Linked DNA regions of Homo sapiens: region 1 is linked to region 2. The links are chromatin loops, found by intact Hi-C in ENCODE. Cell type or tissue: left lung. All regions are shown on one strand. Each heading gives the region's core, and the rest is flanking DNA. Links, peaks and the distances in the headings are about the cores only.

What was found. Hi-C counts contacts between places; a loop is a spot of excess contacts. Peaks named below come from ENCODE experiments on the same cell type or tissue, not always from the same donor. Only the 100,000 strongest peaks of a DNase experiment are listed, where the experiment ranks them.
Region 1: it touches region 2 in a loop (2.1-fold over the local background); 34 of 110 quality-filtered maps call a loop at or near these places.

Annotation. Positions count from the first base shown.
Region 1 is chr18:77,055,239-77,063,444 of GRCh38, reverse strand. The region is part of intron 3 of MBP (myelin basic protein); the gene reads left to right. Among named protein-coding and RNA genes, the nearest start is that of MBP, 73 kb to the left of the region's middle. RefSeq lists enhancers at 142-231, 4,222-4,855, 7,839-8,206. In left lung, for the core only: a CTCF peak has its summit at 3,684 (motif pointing right); no DNase peak of the experiment used is centred there; H3K27ac peaks cover 948 bases.
Region 2 is chr18:77,109,774-77,117,979 of GRCh38, reverse strand. The region is part of intron 1 of MBP (myelin basic protein); the gene reads left to right. Among named protein-coding and RNA genes, the nearest start is that of MBP, 19 kb to the left of the region's middle. RefSeq lists enhancers at 3,908-4,455, 5,566-6,067, 6,068-6,569. In left lung, for the core only: no CTCF peak of the experiment used is centred there; a DNase peak (open chromatin) is centred at 3,279; H3K4me3 peaks cover 1,395 bases; H3K27ac peaks cover 2,352 bases.

The DNA of each region.
Region 1 (8,206 bases), core at 2,127-4,626, 55 kb after region 2:
GGAAGTGGGAGGAGCTTGTGGTCCAGGCATCCTCATTTCATCCACCCTAGGGGAGGCTGGCCCAGGAGGCCTCTGCACGCATTATTTAGCAGCAACAATCCCAAGTGATGCCGACCTGGAAGGGCCTGTTGAACTGTGGGGCTTTTGCTATTGACCTTAATAATTTCCCATGCCTGACCCTTTCCTGGGGCACACAGAACTCTACTCTAAAGGCGCAGAGTGCTGAAGGAAAAGAAACTAAAATAATCTTGGCTATTAGTCTTGGCTGTATAACCTTGGAGGCATATATGCAATTTCTTTTAAAATTGTAATGTATAAAGTGACTCTAAATGAGAGCAGCAGCTCCCACCTACTTTAGGAAAAGGTCTTTCCTTGACATGATAGTAAATCCCATCAGTACGTTGGGAAACCATTCCTGATGTCCCGTGAGCACAAGTCACCGTGATCGTGTGATGGTCATCTCTAGGTTCTTGGCAGCCGTTTCATCCACGCATCAGAAGAATGAGCGAGGAATGTGAGAAATGGGCAGAAAGCCATCATCCTTAGCTAACCACTCTGCAGGACACGCATACCTAAGATCTCTGTGAACGTCGAAAGGCAATAGTGTTGTATTTCAGCTGATAAGAGAGTCCCCGAGTTAAGACTGATTGGCGCATTGAGAAGTTTGTGCCAGGTGCTGACTCTGGCACAGGTGCTATTGCTATGGTTCACACATTGAGTGCTCAAAACCACAAACAGACAACTAAAACCACGCAGCCTTCCTCCTCGTCTCTGTGAAGGCCAAAGCCAGTCATTCTCTTAGCAATCCACTTTGAAGTTTTATTTGCCCTTCATGTTCTGGTAAAAATCTCACCAAAGGATTGTTTTCAATCTAAGTAAATAACTCGTTAGAGCACACTTTCAAATATCTTCTGTGATTTGTTTTTTTTTTTTCGACAGCTTTCTGGTTATGCTTAAGACTGTTTTGCCTAGTTACAAAAGGAGGAAGAAAACACTCTAAGGCACGACAACCTAGAGAACTGGGCGTTGTCCAAGCTTTGGGGAAGCAGGCCATTTTTCAGTAGACCAGTTGCTGCTAAGCGTTTTCTGACCCACACACCCACAGGTAGTGCACACACTGTCCTCCTCCTTAGAAACCAGGCGGGAAGGAAGGCAGGAGTCAGTCTCCACCTCTTCTCCCGCCAGAGTTGACTAATCGTGGGGCTAAACTAAAGGCAGGCAATTCAGTTGAGGTGAGCGAAGTCTTAGGTCTCCCTAAATTATACTAAGGGAGGAGAGGAGTGGCCAAAAGAGGGCACTACTGCCCCGGTGACTGACTGTGGTTCCTCTCAGCCAGGACAGGCATCTCAAAGACAGGGCTGGAGGGATGTGGACTCCGTGTCATGTGTAAGCTAGTTCACTCCACATGTGCCACAGAGGATGGATGTCCTACCGTGAAAACGTCACCAGCCCGCGTCTGTGTTCACTGCGTCCACTTCACAGGGCCAAGTCCTGTGTGCACAGCATGTAAGGGCAAACCCCCATGAAGAGTCATGAGGAAAACATTCACAACTTCATTGCTCAGACAATGGAGATAGAAATATCTGTGTTTAATGTTTATTTAAAAAGTATTCATCCCAGAAACATTTAAGTACATATATTGGTGTGTGCGTGTTTTCACTCTTCTTTATTTTATAAAGCTTGAGTTAGCTGACAGTAGGAAAAAACACCAGGAAACAGTAAAATGTAAATAAAATTGAGAAGTCTAGATGAAGTGAAGGAAGACCACAAACACATCAACCATGTGACAATGGCTGCAGGGAGCCGCCCGTTTCACTCTGAGCTGCCCAGCTGCCCAAGTGGAAGGGGACCCCGGCCAGCCTGAAGTCTCTCATTTTACACAGCAGGTGGTAGAGCCCTACCACCTTTTAGCTGTGTGCTTTTAGCAATGAACTCCTCTGTTTGTGTCTTGGTTTCCCCATACGTAAGTAGGGGTAATCATAAAATGACCTGTGAGTAAGAAACAACACATGTGCACGTGTGGGACTCTCCCATCTCCTCACAGTACTCAGTAAACATTGGCTAGTATTTTCAGAGAGAAGACTGCAGACATTTTTTGAAGCATACAGAGCTTTGTTTAACAAATACTAAGAATTTTTCCTGCTTAAATTTTTATCACAGACAAAGAGTCACATGGTAGTCAACGACCTCAAGGTATTTTTATAGCACATGTGGAGATTAGTTTTGTATAGTTATTTATTGTAATAGAATTCAGTAAGGGCCAGTGGTGCAACATGAATCTTCCGCATTGCAAGCCAAGAGCCTATGATCCCTGTGTCTAGCCATCAGAGGACCTGCTATGATCCACAGACAGAATTACAAGAACTTGGGGTCCCTTCCCAGAGCCAGGACTTTGATAGGCATTTCATAGCACAAAGTTCCAGGTCCCAGGCTCTGAGAAAGGCCCAGGAGGAGTTCTGAGCGGCTGGTTGCTGAGGCACTGCGTGCCTGTGTTCCATTGAGGGTCAGCGGCAGCCTCAAGAGAAGACAGACTCCACCTGGGAAACAGGCAGGTGTGACCATTGGCTCTGCCATCAACTCTCAATGCAACTGGGGGTGCGACTTCATCTCTCTGTGCCTGTTTCCTCCTCCAGAAAACAGGGTTTCCTATTGACCCTCAAGAATTGTTGCAAGGGCCCATTGAGAGAACAATTTGGCCGGGTATGATGGCTCATGCCTATAATCCCAGCACTTTGGGAGGCTGAGGCAGGTGGATCACCTGAGGCCAGGAGTTCGAGACCAGCCTGACCAACACGGGGAAACCACATCTCTACCAAAAAATACAAAATTAGCTGGATGTAGTAGTGCACACCTGTAATCCTGGCTACTTGGAAGGCTGAGGCAGAATTCCTTGAACCCAGGAGGCAGAGGTTGCAGTGAGCTGAGATCACACCACTGCACTCCAGCCTGGGCAACAAGAGCAAAACTCCGCCTCATAAAAAAAAAAAAAAAAAAAAGGAGAGAGAGAGAAAACAGTTATACTCCATTACAGGATGCTTTAACATCTCTACTGCTTGAAGCCACGTTCATACAGTGAATAATGAGTGCTGCCGTTCATTAGCATTTTTCATGTGCCTCTGAGGACCTGGGTCACATCTGCCATAAACACTCATTCATCATTGGTACTAGGATGTCCTGCCTATGTGCTTTCTCCATTCATTTATTAAATCATTTTTGAGCACCTCCAATGTGCCGTGCCATATACTGGAGGTGGAAGAGAGAGGGCAGGAGGTTAGAGAAAACAAAATAGAGAAATGGCGGGGCCAGCCATTCTGGGGACTTCACACCATTTGGGGGATGGTTTAACATAGAAGGACATGGAACGAGGGCCTCAGCCTCCCAAAGTGCTGGATTACAGGCATGAGCCACCACGCCCAGCCCATAATTTGCTATCTTATTGCCACAAAGAGTCTATTCCGTCTTGCCTGGAGGGCTAGGGCCTTTATTTTTACTTTACATCACTTTTCTAAGAGGCTGTTCCTGTCATATCTAACCAAGAAGCCCGCCTGTCTCCCATGCCACACTTCTTTATCCCACTGCCTTATTTCATGTCCTTCACATTGGCCTTTTGGTTATTGCATTTGCATACTTGGTGTGTTTTTTCTTCCACAAATGCAAGCCTCTTGAAGGCGGTGCATCTCTTATCTGTGCTGGCCCCTATTTTTATTTGAATTGGCCACCAGGTGGAAGCACTTAGCACTGAAGTGGACATACCAAATGGCTTCTCAAGATCCATGTCTGCTTTTGCATCTTGGTGTATTTTTACTTGTAATAATATTCCCCTGATTTTTTAAGCAAAAATATATTTATTTATAGTGTTACACATATGTCAAATTTGATTAATTAGATAAAAATTAATTAATTTTAATTTTAATAATGTAATTAAGGTTAAATTATTATCATTAGAATTAAATTAATTATAAATAATTAGTGACTACTTTATAAAATTAAATTATTATAATTTAAATTCATTATAATTAATAAAGCAGCAAATTGAATTAATAATTAAAATTAATTAATGGGATTAATTGATGAACTAAAAAATAATTCAACTACCTGACATAACTGTCCCATTTTCCATTTTGAATTCTGATCTTTCAACCAACAACATTTTTCTAGGCTGTTTAGCGATCCTGTATTATCCTTTTAAAATAGCTCCTTAATATTCCATATGATTGAACAGTAATATCATTCCTCTATTGCTTTTCATTTTGGTTGTCTCAAGTTTGCTACTAGAAACCATGCTACAGTTGGCACTTTGATTTCAGTAGGGTTTTTTCTTTCTTTTAATTGTTTTAATAGGCTTCAGTCAAAGTAAGTGAGACGGCTAAATTATTTTCCCCGAACTCGTGCTGGCGAACTGCCCTTCCCGTGGCTGAATATGCCTATTTCCCCAGCACGCTTCCATCTTGGGGCAGCCTCAGGGGGTTGTAAGTTGGTGGGCTAGGGCTGGATGTGGTGGCCCTCAGGCAGGTCTCGTTATGTCCATATGGTGGAGGTGTTTTCTTTTAATTTTGATGACATTTGGAAACGGTAAACTTTCCCCGGAAAATGTTGAACTGCAGCGTCTCTGGAAACTAAAGGCCTGGCAGTGGCCTTCTCCAGGCTGCAGTCGGCCGGCCGAGGAGCCCCCATCTCCAGGGCCTCCAGGTCCCCTGCGACTTTCCTCCCTCCACGGAATAAGCTGCTTGACCCCACAGGCCTGGAGCTTGAGACTTGGTCCCCAGTCTGTTCCAGATTAAAATGGCTCTGGGCACCATTCCAGTCACTGCGGCCGTGTTCCAAGTGCGTCCACGATTTCGTTTCTTAAAGTGCTGTTTCTGTTGCTCAGGATTCTGCACGCGGGGGCGGGGGTGGTGCTGGAACAGCTCGTCCCCTGTGGGCGTCGCATCAGCCGGTGGGGGCTGGGGTCGTGCCCGGGCCTGGGGTCGTGCCTGGGGCTGGGGTCTGCCGGAGGCCGCTCCCTCCCGTGGCTGGCGAGCTGTGCGGGGCGTTGGCTGGGTCCGGCCGGGCTGTCAGCCTGAACTGGTGCCCTGGGTTCTCCAGGTTTGGCCTCCCCGCAGCGTGGAGCAGGGGTCCCAGGTGGGTCCTGAGAGTCGAAGCCAGAGCGGAGCCACTGCCTGCTGTGACCCAGCCTGGGAGCGCTCGGCATCCCCGCATCCCCGCATCCCCACCGCCCCTGAGGTGGACGTCCAGGGCTGGGGAGGGGATGCCTCTTCTCCCCGGAGGGTCCCTGAAGAGCCGGTGCAGCCCTGGGTGTCCTCTGCCGAACTTAAAAAACACTCCCCGCTCACGCCTGTAATCCCAGCACTTTGGGAGGCCGAGGCGGGCGGAACACGAGGTCAGGAGATCGACACCATCCTGGCTAACACGGTGAAACCCCGTCTCTATTAAAAAAAAAAATACAAAAAATTAGCCGGGCGTAGTGGCGGGCGCCTGTAGTCCCAGCTACTCGGGAGGCTGAGGCAGGAGAATGGCGTGAACCCGGGAGGCGGAGCTTGCAGTGAGCCGAGATCGCACCACTGCACTCCAGCCTGGGCAACAGAGCGAGACTCCGTCTCAAAAAAAAAAAAAAAAAAAACACTCCCCGCCTTCCTCAGGTGTCCCCCTTCAGAATTTTCGTGTAGCGGTTTTTTAAATCATTGCATCTTTGTTTAAATTTGTTTCCAAGAAACGGCTATGAGAAAATCATTTTTTGAGATGCTATTTTTCAAATGATGTGTGTATTTAATGCATCCAGGTTAGTAAACTAAGCTACAAGACTTTAGTAAGTAGCTGTCATTTCCGATGTAAAATTCCATTTGGACCTGGCAGTCGCGGGAGCTCCTCTCTCCTTGTCCTTCTTCACACACAGTCCTTGTCCTTAGAGATAATCACTGCACGGCCTTTCCGTGGGAATATTCGGTGCTAGTGTGAATGGATCGCTAATTGTGATTCCGTGGCTGCCTGAGGCCTTGTATTCCTGTCTAGACAAGCCACAAAACCCATTTTGTGAAATAGCATCTTTGGGCTGGGTATAAATCATAGAAACAAAATCACAAGTTGGGGGATGAAGGAATATTCAGATTATCTTGTCTGACCCCGCCTTGCATGTCAGATGAGGGTGCAGCTGCCAGGCAGACACTCAGGAGCAGGATCGGAGCCCAGTGCTCCCAGCCAGCCAGGGAGACCGCAGCTGGTTCCTTGAGGGGCAGGGCAGTTCTCATGTCTGTCTGACAGATGTGAAAACAAACACTGTAACAGTTACTTCTCCTCTGTGCGTTGAAGTGAATGTTAATGATACTTTATATCATTAAAAACCCAAACACACTTCTGAATATTTACCCTGCTTCATTGTAGTACCCAGGCAGTTCTTGGGGGACATGCCTCCTTCCCGTCTCAGAGGATGTTTGTTTTGGGCCAAAGACCCCCTGCTTCTCAGCGGCTGAGTGGTGAAATCTCACGCCGTGGGTGTGGGCGTGGTCAGGGCACGTGGGAAGCCGGTTCTCCTCGGCAGCCTCTCCTGAGAGCTGTCGGACAAAGGTCTCGGCTTCTAGGAGTTACTTTAGTGAGGCCATGTCATTTGGTAGTTAGGACTGTGGACTCGGTTCCCCTGTGCAGAGGGGGGTTGTGTGCTCAGCTGCAGGTTGCTGGGAGGACTCAGTGGTGTCAAAGAAAAGTTACCCCAGGGAGAGTGAGACAGGCAGGGAAGACGTATCCCAGACTATTGCAGTAGGAGAGAGCGAGCTGAACTCCACCCTGCTGAAACGAAAGGCGGGAGGGTTTTTAAGCACTGGGGTGAGCTGGTGGGAGAGTCCTGGAGGACATCGGATGGAGGCCGGTTGGTGCAGTCAGGCCAGCAATGTTTGCAGATTAGCGCTTACCACAGTTAGGCCCCTGCCTCCCGCAGGGACTGGGAGCTGAGGGTGTTATCTTCCTTGTTGGTTACATTTCAAAGGCTCCTGGGTCCTTCGAGAAGACAAAGCTGGGCAGTGAACTGAGCAAGAGGCCAGGAAAGGGCCGATGTCTCAAAGGGACGGAGAAATAATTCATAGTGGCAAGTTTTCTAGAGACAAGGAAGTTGGGGCTGAGAGTCCTACAAAACCTGTTCAAGGTTTAATCCCCCGGACGGGAATGGCAAGGCTGTCTGGGCCAATGGTCAGTTCATGCCTCCAGTTTAGAGCAGCACCTGGTCCCTATGGGTCCTGTGAGCCACATGGACACCGGGCCAGGCACAGGAGACAGCAACAGTGTGTTCCCCAAAGCCTCTGCAGACCCAGCCCCGGGCGCACGGGGTCACGGATAACAGGAAATGCACTGCCAGCGGCCTCACTGCCATGCGCTGGCACAAATGCACCCAGGTGCTGCCTGCCCTTCATCCACACGGTCAGTGGAGCGCAGCACGCTCAGCCGTGACACCACAGAGCCACAGGGATGTGTAAGAGGAGTCGGGGAGGGGGAGCCTCACTTCGTTTTTTCTTTTTTTCCTTTCTAAAAATTCCAACAGCTGCTCTAAAACCTTAATTATTCCAAGCAAGTTTCTAGAACCACTGAGTTTCTGGGAATGTCTGGGTTTGCAAAGTCACCAGCTGTGTTTGGAAAGACATTTCCAATGGGGTTGAACTCTCCAGTGTGAATGAACTTTTCTTGTCATGACCTCACTGTCTGTAATGAGGGCTTCCTGATTGCAGTTTGCTTTACCTGAAAACAAAACAGAGGCCAAACACCACCTTATTTAAAGCAATAATGGAAGTTATCCTATGAAAGATAGCAGCCCACCAGCAGATGTGAAAAGCAATTACTAGGTTAAAAAAAGAGAAAGAAAGAGAGAGAGAGAGAGAAAGAAAGAGAAAGAAAAGGAAGGAAGGATGAAAAGAAAGGGAAAGAAAGGGAAGGAATGGAAGGAAAGGAAGGAAAGAAAGGAAAAAGAAAACTGAGCCCATTTTAAGCGCAGTTCATCTTTCCCAGCCAGGGAGGATGGCAGAGGTGGCACTGGGCTGGGAGGGAACAGCCACCCATGCACCTCCTGGGTCAGGGGTTGGGCTTTGAGGATGTGGGTTCTAGAAGTTTACAGTTATGTGCCCCCTACTCTGGGCATTTTATCAGTTGGTACAAAGCCACTTCCTCCCAGGGCAGGACACTCTTGCACCAGCTCAGCTCAGCTCCTTCCTGCCTCTGGGTTTCTGCT
Region 2 (8,206 bases), core at 1,952-4,451:
ACCCCCTGTCCCCGTCCCACCCCAACCCACTGACCCCATCCCGCCCCAACCCACTGACCCCCGTCCCACCCCAACCCAATGTCCCCCCTCCCACTCCAACCCACTGTCCCCTGTCCCACTCCAACCCATCCCACTCCAACCCACTGACCCCCATCCCACTCCAACCCACTGACCCCCGTCCCACCCCAACCCACTGACCCCCATCCCACTCCAACGCACCGTCCCCTATCCCACTCCAACCCACTGCTCAGAGGTTCTGTGCAGTCTCAGGATGTTACCTACCTCATTCAAAATCTGAGATCAGGGTCAACTAGGAAATAACCCATCCACAGATACTGGAATTCTGGAGAAGTATCAATAGTTCAGACACTTTATTATAATTTCAGGACAGTCACAATCTATCAGGCAAGCCACGGAACTATGAATGTGTTCTGCCAACGTGTTTGCATCTTTCAAACCCTGTTCTTTACCCCTTGTGAAAAGCCTTCCTGGATAATCTTGATTTTGATGTAGGCATAAAATTATAAGGCCTCTACCTAGTGATAATAAATCGTCACCTTTTGAAGGCTACTGATCTTTTTAGGCCCAAAAATATCATGTAGAAATTTAATGGCATGCAGAAAACACTCGAAAAGTTCAAGTTCAGAATGCAAGCTCAGTGGCAGTCTTATGTTCATAACATACACCATGCATGCTAGGTGTTTATTATTGAATCATTCATTTAAATGCCATTTTTAATAACAGAGTTTTAAAAGATACTTCACTTAATGACAAATTCCTATAGTTCTTCATAATTTATTGTTACTCTGTGATAGTTTTCATGTAGAAGGAAATGAGTTGTGGAGTTGTTACTATATTTTGAGTCTTCAGAGCATACATGTGACGTGAAGGAGAAAGCACCCTCTAGCCTTTTGAAGGAGGTCTTTTCCGTAAGAAATCCAGGACTTCAAGTATCAAGAAACCAAAGACCAGGTCATCAGGTTGGTGAAGTCACAAACCACGTAGCAGCCAGGAGCACAGCTCAGCTCCGACCTGTTGGTGTTGGTGTCAGGTCCTGCTGTGTGGACTTGTGTTCCTTGGGCTTGCTTTCTTTGTTTGTTTTGTTTTTTTTTTGAGACAGAGTCTCACTCTGTCTCCCAGGCTGGAGTGCAGTGGCCCAATCTCGACTCAGTGCCTCAGTGCAACCTCTGCCTACTGGGTTCAAGAGATTCTCCTGCCTCAGCCTTCCCAGTAGCTGGGATTACAGGCATGCACCACCATACGCGGTGAAGTTTTGTATTTTTAGCAGAGACGGGGTTTCGCCGTGTTGGCCAGGCTGGTCACGCATTACTCGGGCTTTCTAAACCTCATGAGTTTCAACGTCTGTAAAGTGGGGAGCATAATAATAGCACTTGCCTCCTTGTACAGTAGACAGGACTAAGAAGCTATACTTCTGACCTGTTGCATGAGCACCTAGCCCATAGTAAGCGCCCCGTCGATGCTGGCTGCTCTCCAAGCTCTCCTGAGCCCAAATCTAGTTCTGTTCAATGCATCATTCTGTTTCATGCTGTGTCTCCTGCCCTTTTCTTTAAATATAATTGTCACTTGCTAGCATCCTTTGTCTTTCTAATGTGTCCTGCGAAGTTAAGGACTCACCCGGTAAAATGCTGCATGCCCATGTGAAAACATGGGGCCCTTTAGGAGATCAGCTCAGAGCCAGGTCTTTCGTGAGACCATGGTGAGGTTAATGACCACACATTGCATTCTCTTTCTTGATTAGAATCTGGAAGACTCTGGAAAGTTCCAGAAGGTTCTGAAAGGCAGTTGCCCAGTAAAGTGCTGCACACTCATGTGAAGATGTGGGGCCCCTCAGGAGACAGCTCAGAGCCAGGTCTTCTGAGGGACCACAGTGAGGTTAATGACCACACATTGCCTTATTTTCCTTGATTAGAACCTGGAAGACTCTGGAAAGTTCCAGAAGGTTCTGAAAGGCAGTTGCCCAGTAAAGTGCTGCACACTCATGTGAAGATGTGGGGCCCCTCAGGAGACAGCTCAGAGCCAGGTCTTCTGAGGGACCACAGTGAGGTTAATGACCACACATTGCCTTCTTTTCCTTGATTAGAACCTGGAAGGCTCTGGAAAATTCCAGAAGGTTCTGAAAGGCAGTTGCCCAGTAAAATACTACACACCCATGTGAAGACGTGGGGCCCCTTAGGAGATCAGCTCAGAGCCAGTTCTTCTGCAGGACCATGCTGAGATTAATGACCACACATTGCATTCTTTTTCTTTATTGCAATCTGGAAGGATCTGGAAAATTCCAGAAGGTTCTGAAAGGCAGTCACCCAGTAAAATGCTGCACACCCATGTGAAGGTGTGGCACTGATCAGAAGATGGGCTCTGATCCAGGTTTTCTTTGAGACCACGGTGGGGTCTGTGGCCACAGCACAGCATTCTTCTCCTTGATTAGAATCTGGAGATTTCAGATCAACCACTCTACTTCCCCATGATAGCAGCAGAGCTGAACATCTTTCCTATCATGGACTCCGTAATAGGAACCTGTGTTTTCGGGAAGATTCAGTTTATTTTAGCCAAGACCCAGACGACAGCTCTTATGTGTACGCATGGCCTGAGCATGGGGCCAACACATTTGTTCCCTGCACACAGGCTATCAAGAGCCATTGTGCCTGCTGGCAAGGAATGTGTGAGTTCCTCGGCAGGTGAATTAAAACATTCTTCAGTTAACACCAGCTCTGGCTGTGAGCAATGCCTGAAGTCGGTGTGTTTCCTCTAGTTACTAAGACCAGGGCCCGGGGTCATGTTGACCCTGTGGATGGTGGTATTGGCAAAGGTGTCACTCCCTGCCACGGCTCAGGAGGGACATACGGGTGGCTACAGAGGAGCAGCTGGTGCCAGCGTGTAGTGTTCCTCTGACTTGACAGTTTGTAACCCAGCGACCTGTAAAATATTAACCAGTGGTTTCCACAGCAGCTCCAGGAAGCTGCATCCACCATCAGGGCTTTACAGATAAGGAGGTCAGGGCCCACATCCTCAGAGCAGACAGGGAGAGCAGGAATAGGAAGGCCCTCGCCCAGGCACGTCTGCCCCCAGGCCTTCCCCACTTCCTCCCTGCAGCCCACTGCTCGCCCTGTCCCAGCTGCCGGCCCCTGGGTTGGGCGGCTTGCGCACCGCACACTTGGAAAGGGGGCTCAGCAGGACCTGACCTATGCTCCTGTGACTAAGCCCCACATGACTGCGAAGCTACCAGGGATCCCACCGGCCGCAGAGCAAGGGCGTGTCACGTGTGCCTGCGTGACTCTGCCCTCCCCGTGCCATCCGAAGGCCAGTCCCAGCGTGACGGTGTTGGCATGGCTTGTCAGGACTTACACAGCAAGAGTGGTTTCCTCATGACCTCGCTATTTTTACACAGAGAATTTCGTAACTCCCCATAATGCTGCTAAAGCTGAACACCATGCCTGTCATAAACATGTGGATACATTCACAAGGAATTTCAAATGCTAATCTAACTGACACGTGGATGAGCTACTCTTTGATCTGCCTTTTTTTCCCCGCTTCAACAAAATGCTTTGTTTTGGTTTAGACAGCTGATATTGTAGCAAGCTAGGAACTCTGGGGCCAGTAATTTGCTGCTTGATTCTGATAATGGCTTTCTCTCCAAAGTCAGCTGATCCTGTAAGCAGTAACTTCAAGGGACCACAGTCAGATTTTCAATAAACTCCACTTTTCTGCAATCTCGTCATTTTCTTTTAAAGTGATTTTTGATAACTTTAAAGCAGTGATAGTCAGTGCCATAAATCTACCTGAATCTGCTAAGGCAGAAGAAAACGAAGGATGGTGATGACTAGCTTACAAATAATATTATCTGATACCCCAGAGCAAAAATCCCCATCCCAGGAAATAGAGACGCTACTTCCTTATCAGGCACTTCTTACATGGGTGAATGCAAATTGGGTTTTTGGAACTCTTTGTTTGCAAGTACTGTGGAGCCCCTAGCCCAGGGCTGGCTCCTGAAAACTGCCGGGAGCCTAGGTCCCTCCAGTGTCACGGGGAAGCTTGCTGTAGGACAGACATGGATGCCTCAGATGAGTTTTGACATTGTCCTTTGCAGAGAATTCCCGGCTTGCAGGTCGTTCTTCGTCTAGGGCCCAACAGTCTGGAAGACTTGCTCATGGGCAGAATTGACTCACTGTTCAAAACGGGTGAAGAACATTGTCTGTGTGCGTGGTCTAAGTCACTCCCCCAATCCCCCCATGAGTGCACCCCGTGCATTCGCAGATTCTGTTCTATTAGGTCACTTCATGCCACACTCAAACTCCACTCACAGTGTCTGTGCAACAGGGCCTTTGCACAGCCGTGCCCTCTGCCCAGAACGCTGTTTCCCTCCTCAGCACCTTCACCTGCACCTTCTGCATCCTGCAAGTCTCCACTTACTTCCCACTTCCCTGCATGTTACCCTGTAGGGCTGCTGCAAGGCGGCACCACAGGTGGGCGTCCTGAAACAGCAGAAGCAGCCCCCCACACACACACAGTCCTGGAGGCCAGAAGTGCAAAGTCAAGGCGTTGGCAGAGTGGGAGCTCTGCAGGAGGCTCTGTCTTCACCTCTTCCAGCTTCTGGTGGCTGCGGCAATCCCTGGTGTCCCTGGCCTTGTAGCCATGTCATTCCAAATCTCTGCCTCCATTGTCATGTGGTGTTTCTCCCTGTGTGAAATGCCGTGTATCTATGTCCAAAATTCCCTCTCCTTGACCAGGCACAGTGCTGCATGCCTCTAATCCCAGCATTTTGGGAGGCTGAGATGGGTGGATCACCTAAGGTCAGGAGTTCGAGACCAGCCTGGCCAACATGGTGAAACCCCCATCTCTACTAAAAATACAAAAAATTAGCCAGGTGTGGTGGCGGACACCTGTAATCCCAGCTACTCTGGAGTCTGAGGCAGGAGATTGCTTGAACCCGGGAGGCGGAGGTGGCAGTGAGCTGAGATCGCACCATCGCACTCCAGCCTCGGCAACAAGAGTGAAACTCTGTCTCAAAAAAAAAAATCCCTCTCCTTTCTCTTGTAAGAACATCAGTCATTGCATTTAGAGCCCACTGTAATCCAGGATGACCTCATCTTAACTTGAGGACATCTACAAAACCTTCCTTCCAAATCAGGCCACCTTCACAGGTCCTGGGGTCAGGACTTGGACATACCTTTTAGGCAGACACGATCCACCACATACTATCCTGGAAGAGTTTCTCGACCTGCACGGTCAGGGTTCGTGGCCACCCACGTGCTCCTAGGCGTTCTCCACACACATGCCTCCCCTGCAAACAGCCGGCCCCTGTCCTGGCCGCCCGTCTCTCTCCCGGCCTTCCATGTGGCAGCAGCCTCGAGCTTGTGGGTGGGACAGAGTCCACAGGGAGCTGGAAACAGAGAAGGGGGAGGGGGAGGGAGATGAGGAAGAGAGGGATCTGACCCTCCTCCATAGGAAAACCTCAGCTTCCCCTTTGCACCGATGTTGGAAAAAACTTCTGCATCTCCCTCCCCGTTATGCACGAGGGCTGGGAAAGCCGGCGCACCCAGCGTCAGTGGCGTTCTCCTCATGTTCGGTTTGCCATCGTGATGAACACGCAATCAGGACATGTCCGACCTCCCGCAGGTGTGTGTGGAAGGTGGGAACGGGATGACGGAAGGAGTGTGCAGCGCGCATCCCACAGCTTTGCCGCCACCCGCCTGGGTGAAACCAAACGCGTCTTCTTCCCACGCCTTGTCCTCAGCTCCGAAATGAGCTGTTTCTTTTTGCCGCGCGCGCACGTGTGTGTGTGTGTGTGTGTGCGTGTGCACGGTGTTCATTCTACGGGTTTTTGGTGACGTTGGTAGCTGTGTACTATGCTCCGAACACAGAGTGTTACAATCATACTTTTGGTTTGAGAAATAAAAATGATTGCTTGCAGAACACAGTCTTCAGTGCTTGGGTATTGGTAGAATAAGAGGAAGAGGAATGGAGGGAGGGACGTCGGGGGAGAGAGAAAGGAGACAAGGATAGTGAAAGAAGAGAAGTCCCGTCACTTGGTTTCATTTATTTTCTTTCAGATATCTTTGGTTTTATTTTATATATGAGTTGCTTGTTCTTTGAAATTTGTTCTCCAGGATTTCTTTTTCAAATGTCAAAGAAGCAGAGTTATAGGGCCTGCCCCTCCGACTTGAGGCTGTCACTGTCCGTGTTCTAGGGGTGAGGGGCTGTTTTCTCTCTGCAGGGAGGGTGGGCGGTGTCTACAGCTCTTACTGAGCCTGCCAAGCCAGGGCGTGGTCTCCCAAGCAGTTACCAACGGCTGAGGAGATCACCAGGTCTCAGCATGTTGGTGGTGGCCCTGGTGAATCCCGCCCTGGGTGCTGGAGAGGAGGCAGAGGCCTCACAAGACCGAGTGGACCTGCCCAGGGCTCACACGACACCAGGGCCCTCCCGTGGGGGTCTCCTTCCTGCAGCCCACAGCCTTCTGCTGCTGCCCCTGCCTGGCCTTTAGCGTCTCTACAAAGGGGCACGACAATCCTCTGGAATTTCCACAGTTCCACTGTTTATTCAGGTTTTCCTTTCCTGGGATACTGGGTCTGCACCTCTCTCTACCTGAATTCTACATGGTATCTCCTTTATTATTTTGCACACAGTTGAGGGGTCAGAGAAGCCTTTTCTGATGTGTGCAGATCCACAGTAGCGTTTCCCTTAGTTGCCTTCTTCAAGAAGCTGTAGTCATGGCACCTCCAAAATACAGAACCGTGCCCATGAGCACTGGGCTCCTCGGTGGATGCTGGGTGATGCTGTGTTTCATCTGACGGACCCACAGAGTCGTGTCTTCAGCGTGTATTTATGGAGCTTTTCCTCCCAGGCAAACATTGCCAGGCTTTCTGAACAGGCGCTGAGAACCCCGAGACCCAGCGAGAGGTCTAGCACAGGACTGGAGCAGCCACGAGGCAATACAGCCAGCTCAGCTTTAAGGTCCCGTACACCGCGAAGACTCCAAAGCACCTGGGATGTCGAAAACATTGCTCCTGGGATTTTAAAAAGCAGAGAAAGCAGAAAAAGATGCCTTCATGGTGGGCTCTTCAAATTCTACTAGCAGAGGCACAAGTTAAGACTTTCCCAAGTGGATCCTGCTGGTTAGATTTTATTAAATTAACCACAATTTATATGTTTTATAATATATTCTCATGTGTCTGTTTAGGTATAACATGTTACAGTTTCCAAATACAGAAAAAAAAATCTTATCTAATTTATCTGATGCCTAGGGAAGTGGTCTTAGAACAAAAGTTCCATACACACTTATGGAATGGAGAAAGGCCCCTTGTCCGGCGGTGACCAGCAACAGCTGCAAGGGCTGCTGGGAAATGTAGTCCCTGCCAGGGCAGCCAGGTGGCCAGTGCAAGGCAGGTGGTGTGGGGAGAGGGGCAGTTCTCTCACTACATGGAGAAGGGAAGGTGGGGGACTGGGGAGAAGGTCCTTGTGACACAAGCATGGGAAATCTCTATTCTGAAAAAAAAAAAAAAATTCACATATGTCATAGGTTTTTGCCCCCTGATCTATAAGAAGAAGGTTCTCGAACACAAATCACCTGTAGTGCTTCTGAAAGCAAAGAGTTCAGGGCCCAAGAATGTGTGTTTCTAAGAAGTTCTCAGGTGCTGATGGCCGGTCCCCACACCGCATCACGCTGCCTCGTATCCGCTTCTGAGACCCTCACCACTGCACACTTCTCTTATTGTATTGATTAATAATTTAGGAATGTAGAATGTCTTAGGCCTACTGTCATACTTTCCACATGGGACATTCAAAATGTAAATAACTCTGTTCATAACTAAAATATATTCCTAGAGGCATTCTCATAGCTAGATTCAGTCTTCTAAACTTTCTCAACTGTAAAATGGGAATGAAGCTTACAGGGTTATTCCTGTAATTATCTAACTTAGGTTTATAGAAACATGAGGGATAAAGCAAATCATTGTAAAATAAATCCTGTTATCTCCATAGAAACATTACTTTAGGATTGCTTTCTTGAACATGGACTCAAAAAAAAACTGTGCAATCAAAAGCATGTTATGAAAACAACGTCCAAAGAATCCTAAGTCTAAAAGTAACACAAGCGTGATCTGTGTCCTATAATATGGGTATACCCTGCAGCTCTACACAATGCAAATGTTTTGCTAATAAGCCTAAACAAAATGAAGTGCGGAGAGCATAT